Regions from separate parts of the Mus musculus genome. Here region 2 is linked to region 1. A link is a loop called in an ENCODE intact Hi-C map of the cell type or tissue named here. Cell type or tissue: heart. All regions are shown on one strand. Links, peaks and the distances in the headings refer to the core of each region. The heading gives the core; the rest is flanking DNA.

What was found. Peaks named below come from ENCODE experiments on the same cell type or tissue, not always from the same donor. Only the 100,000 strongest peaks of a DNase experiment are listed, where the experiment ranks them.
Region 2: a loop joins it to region 1, with 9 times the contacts of the local background. A loop is called at or near these places in 21 of 42 quality-filtered maps.

The regions. Positions count from the first base shown.
Region 1 is chr2:11,111,685-11,114,603 of GRCm38, forward strand. No RefSeq gene overlaps it. Among named protein-coding and RNA genes, the nearest start is that of Prkcq, 59 kb to the right of the region's middle. In heart, for the core only: a CTCF peak has its summit at 1,726 (motif pointing right); no DNase peak of the experiment used is centred there.
Region 2 is chr2:11,252,882-11,255,800 of GRCm38, forward strand. It overlaps Prkcq (protein kinase C, theta), which reads left to right. Exons shown (of 18, transcript NM_008859.2): 9 at 188-297; 10 at 1,290-1,407. Among named protein-coding and RNA genes, the nearest start is that of Prkcq, 82 kb to the left of the region's middle. In heart, for the core only: a CTCF peak has its summit at 1,252 (motif pointing left); no DNase peak of the experiment used is centred there.

The DNA.
Region 1 (2,919 bases), core at 256-2,755:
TACAATATACAATCTGCAAAACACATGAAACTCAAGAAGAACGAAGACCAAAATGTGGACACTTTGCCCCTTCTTAGAATTGGGAACAAAATACCCATGGAAGGAGTTACAGAGACAAAGTTTGGAGCTGAGATGAAAGGATGGACCATCTAGAGACTGCCATATCCAGGGATCCATCCCATAATCAGCTTCCAAACGCTGACACCATTGCACACACTAGCAAGGTTTTGCTGAAAGGACCCTGATATAGCTGTCTCTTGCGAGGCTATGCCGGGGCCTAGCAAACACAGAAGTGGATGCTCACAGTCAGCTATTGGATGGATCACAGGTCCCCCAATGGAGGAGCTAGAGAAAGTACCCAAGGAGCTAAAGGGGTCTGCAACCCAATAGGTGGAACAACAATATGAACTAACCAGTACCCTGCCCCCCAGAGCTCGTGTTTCTAGCTGCATATGTATCCGAAGATGACCTAGTCGGCCATCATTAGAAAGAGAGGGTGTTTCTAGCTGCATATGTATCAGAAGATGGCCTAGTCAGCCATCATTAGAAAGAGAGGCCCATCGGTCTTGCAAACTTTATATGCCTCAGTACAGGGGAACGCCAGGGCCAAGAAGTGGGGGGGGGGAGGGTAGTGGGGGGAGGGTATGGGGGGACTTTTGGGATAGCATTGGAAATGTAAATGAAGAAAATACCTAATAAAAAAAAGAAAAAAAAGAATGGGGAACAAAATACCCATGGAAGGAGTTACAGAGACAAAGTTCGGAGCTAAGACGGAAGGAAGGACCATACAGTTATTTTTTTAAAGTAATGACAACAATATATTGCTTCGCTTGTTCATTTTGAGACAGGGTCTCCGGATGTAGCCTAGACTCTCTGTTCTCCATCCTCAACCTCTGACTGCCCGTGTGTGCCTCAGCTTCATTCAGTTCTGTATTTACTAAAAGGAAGCTGTTGGAAAAAAAAAAGTCTCTTTTTAAAAAAATAGTGCACACTATTCTGGTAAAAAGAAAAGTCCTGTTTTCCTTTACCCTTCACAAGTACAACTTCATAAGATTGGCACTTCTGCCAGTGTTGTTCCCCAAACACAGAGGGGAAGGAGAAGGGGGGGGAGGACTGAATTAATGAAGCGAAGTCGATACGCAAAGGAGACAGGGCTCTTGTGTGGCAATCAGAGAATACAAATTACTAAACATTGGGAATATTCTGATCTGATACTGATAACTCTATAGTGTCCCCACTCTTGGAGGCTTTTGAGAATTTGAAAAAGGTGTGCCTGGCTAGTTTTCTGTCAGCTTGACACAATCTAGAGTTATCTGAAAGGAGGGAATCTCGATTGAGAAGATGCCTCCATAAGATCTGGCTGCAAGGCATGTTCTTACTTAGTGATTGATGGAGGAGGACTCAGCCCCTTGTGTGTGGGGCCAACCTAGCTTGGAGGTCCTGGGCTGTATAAAAATGCAGGCTGAGTAAGCCATGATAAGCAAGCCAGTAAGCAACACTGGTCCGTGGCCTCTGCATCAGCCCCTGCTTCTGGGTTCCCGCCCTGTGCGAATTCCTGCCCTCGCTGCTTTTGATGATGAGCCCTTACATGGAACTGTGCGTGAAATAAACCCTTTCCTCCTCAACTTGCCTTTGGCCAGGTTGTTCCGTCACAGCAATGGTAGCCATAAGAGGATGTATTCTTTGGCCTAGGGCTTCTTCAAGTTTTGTATCTAGTTCCATATTTTACCACGAGGGGGCACTGTGCCTACCTTACAGAACAGACTACCTTCTGGATTGTCACCGGGCAGACCAGTCTCCAAAGTGAAAAGCGTCAGTTGGGTTTTCTAACATGAAGAATGTAAATGAACCATGTTTTCTTCTTCTTCATATCCAGGAGATATGAACTGACTGAATCTCCCACCAGATGCTAGCTGGAAGTTATTATCCAGCCAGCTGGCATTGATGAGACCAGCTAGCAGCTACAGCCTCCACTTCGGAGACCTCTCTCAGCATCAATGAACTGTATTTTGTTCTAAGGTTAAGTGTTCTCTTCTTCCAAACAACTCTCTCAAAATAGGTCTCTAGACCGATAGACAAAGAAAATGGAAAGGGCAGGAGGAGAAAGAGACAGGAGAGAGAGACTGGGAAGAAAGGAGTTGGGAGAGGGGGACAAGCAGAGGGGAGAGGAAGGAGGAAGAAACACACCTGGTTTTTGTTTGTTTGTTTGATTGATTGTTTGTTTGATTGATTGATTATAATGTTAATCCATTTAACTTTCCACCTCCATTTTCATTCCCACCAGTCTTTATTTTTATGGGGTTATTTAATGTTCTCACGGTAGTGGTAGTGTATTTGAGTGCACACGCATGTGTGCCTGTATGTGTGTCTGTATGTGTCTGTGTCTGTGTGTGTGTGTGTGTGTGTGTGTGTGTCATCTCATTCCACTGAGCTCTCCCATATACTGTCTCCTAAGTAAGATTTCAAATACACAGTCCTGTCTTTTCTTTATCATTCACTTGAATCTGATAAGAATTTAGCCACAATGGATATTCAGTAATCATTTGCTCATTGGTTGACTAACTGTAAGCTAACCAATCTGGCTTCTAAGGTGGCAGGTTATTGATATGAGATGTATTGGAAGCCTCGAGGTCTGAGCAGTGATCCAGAAAAGCTTCTGGAAAGCTTTGTGGGCACCAGGAGACCCTGATGGCATTGTCTTCTACAGTGATTACTTTCAGACCAGCCAATAAGCCCCTGGGACAACCAGTGCAAGAAATACCGCCTCAAGGATGCTGAAAGCCCCTGTCGTCCAGAACCAGCTGGAGCAGATATAAGATGGCTGAGCTATCAACTCACATTAGGACACAGGGTAGCAGTGACCCAGCAAAAACAGCTGACATGTGACAGACTGCTGTGGGTAGTGAGGGGAGTTCTGGT
Region 2 (2,919 bases), core at 138-2,637, 140 kb after region 1:
TTCTAACACTATCAATAGAACCATGGTCCTCTTGGCGCTTCCATCCACAGGCCATCTCAGATGCCATGCCAGCCACAGACTTTCTTCTCTAGATGTGAGACTGTGATGCTCACATTGTACCTGGTGTCATTTTGAAGCACTCCCGGCTTCTTTCCCTGCTCCTCACGAGCTACTTTCTTCGTTTCAGCATGTGGCATGAACGTCCACCACCGATGCCAGACAAAGGTTGCCAATCTTTGTGGTATAAACCAGAAGCTAATGGCTGAAGCACTAGCGATGATTGAAAGCACCCAACAGGTAAAGCAGACATTACACTGATGTGATTCCCGATGTCCTCTCAACAAGGGCCACCCACGTCCATTCTTTCTTGCTCTGTCTACCCCACAGGATGTCCCTGCGTGTCCTTCTGAACACTTGCCATGATATTTTCACCTTCATCCCCATAATCCCACCTTTGAGATAATTAATAATTCATACATCAGTGTGGCCATCTGTAATATCTTAAACTCTGTATAGAATGAGAAGGTACAGAAAGAAAGCAAATTCACTCAAATTATTGAGGATTTACTGCCAGCTTTATATCTGTATTTTAGGGATCTCTAAGAAGCTGGAAAGAAAGTGTATTTATTAGAATTCCCTCCAGAATGGTCACAGGACACTGTGTCTAGTCTGGGCAACTTTTGCCTGTCTGTTTGTCTTACATTGATTAAATTCCTATCTCTTGAGAACCAATTTTCACTGAGACTCGGCATTACCTTCTACATAAGCTGTATTTTTGTTCACCTTCTTTTCTGTCCTGACTTGTTATGGAATGAGGCTACTTACATAGAAGATTCCAGCTAGTACCCTTGAAGTGTGAAAAAGGAGCCAAGAGCCTGCTGCTGATACATTGAATGTAGCAGTTGCATGCAAGGCCAAGGAACTCTAAACCTACTGAGAAGAAAGAAAGAAAGAAAGAAAGAAAGAAAGAAAGAAAGAAAGAAAGAAAGAAAGAAAGAAAGAAAGAAAGAGAAAGAGAGAGAGAGAGAAAGAAAGAAAGAAAGAAAGAAAGAGAGAGAGAGAGAGAGAGAGAGAGAGAGAGAGAGAAAGAAAGAAAGAAAGAAAGAAAGAAAGAAAGAAAGAAAGAAAGAAAGAAAGAAAGAAAGAAAGAAAGGAAAGTGTTGACTGTCCTGCATATTCAAAATTCCTCACAGCCTTCTGTCCTTAGGGACAATACAGTATGATTTCTGTGGGTGGGAAATGGCGCCAACTACTGGTGATTGGGTTGTCTGACCCTTTTTATGATCTAGGCTCGCTCCTTACGAGATTCAGAACACATCTTCCGAGAAGGCCCAGTTGAAATTGGTCTCCCATGCTCCACCAAAAACGAAACCAGGCCACCATGCGTACCAACACCTGGGAAAAGAGGTAACTATCACTGCAGTTGACCATCAATGCCGGTCACTTGTCACGATCCACTTGTTCTCTGGCCTTAAGTTCTTCATTTACCTAGTCTGATGAGTTTCTTTTTCTCTATTTAAAGAGTACAAATCCAGTCACCAACCTCAAGGCCCCTATTTTTTTTTATCGAAAATAGATCCATTTCATATACAATATATCCTGACTAAAGTTTCCCCTCCTACTCTTCTTTTAAGAGTAAAACTAAAATATGCCTAACTAGAATTTTTTTGTGAGGGCGTTGCTCCTGGCAGAGTTCTAGAATGTCATTTCCTGGCCATGTTGGGTGGTTTTACAGATGTTAGTCTACTGTAAAGCAAGACAAGGAGAAATGTCATTGGGGCATCGTCACTGTTGCCCGGAGACTCTCCTGTGAGGTTTTGAGACAGGAAGGAAGAAGAGCCCTAACCCTTAAACTTTGTCATGTGTAGAGATTCATTCTGCCTTCTGCTTGAAGGGGGTTCAAGGGAAAATGCAGCTACATGATTCTGGGAACTGAATCATTTCAACAAACATTATGAGATATGGTCTTTGAACTTAAAGAATACTAGGGTCTGGGGAGATGGTTCAGTTGGTAAGTGCTTGTTTTGCAAGCACAAGGACCAGAGTTCAATCCCCAAACCATTATTAAAATAAAATAAAATGAAAAATAAAAAAGCCGTTAATGGCGGTATGTATCTGTAATCCTGGTGGCATGCGGGGCAGAGACAAGTGGATCCCTGGGTCCAACTGCCATCCAGCCTTGCCTAATTGGCATGTTCCATGCTAGTGAAGGACCCTGCTTTGAAACCAAGGTAGATACTGCTAGAAGAATGACAGTTAGGGCTGACCTCTGGCTTCCATATACATGCGCACACCCACACATACATGTATGCATACCCACACATATGTGCATGCCCTCACATGCACATATCCATACACACAAAGAAGCAATACTAATGATAGTAGTATATACATAGTAAGGATTCCTAAAAACACTTTTTAATCCTTCTTCTGGCATCATACAAGGACTAAATTGACATAAAATTTCAAGAGAGATTCAAAGTCCATCTCAGAAGGATTCCCAAGCAGTAAGGAGCATCGTCCTCAGAGATGATCAGTGCACACAGCCTTGAAGACCACAAAACATGGTGTGGTTTAGATCTTTAACAACCTGCTTGATTGCGTGTCCTCAGAGCTCACATTTTACTTAATGGAAATTGATGTCAGTATGTCTGGTAGTTACAAACAGTGGTGATATCCGTTCCCCAGATCTGTGAAGATTCCTATTTCCTCAGAATCTGATGTTATTAAAAGTTTTCTCTCTTGGCTTCTCCCTCTCCCTGCCTCCCTCTCCCTTTCTCTTCCTCTCTCTCACACACAAATATGTAGTCTTTGATTGAGATGAGTCCTGTCTGTCAGTCTGTCTTTCTTTCTTTCTATTTGTTCTGGTTTGGGTTTGAGTTTAGGACTTTTTCGTGTTTAGGGATGGTGTTGTTTGTT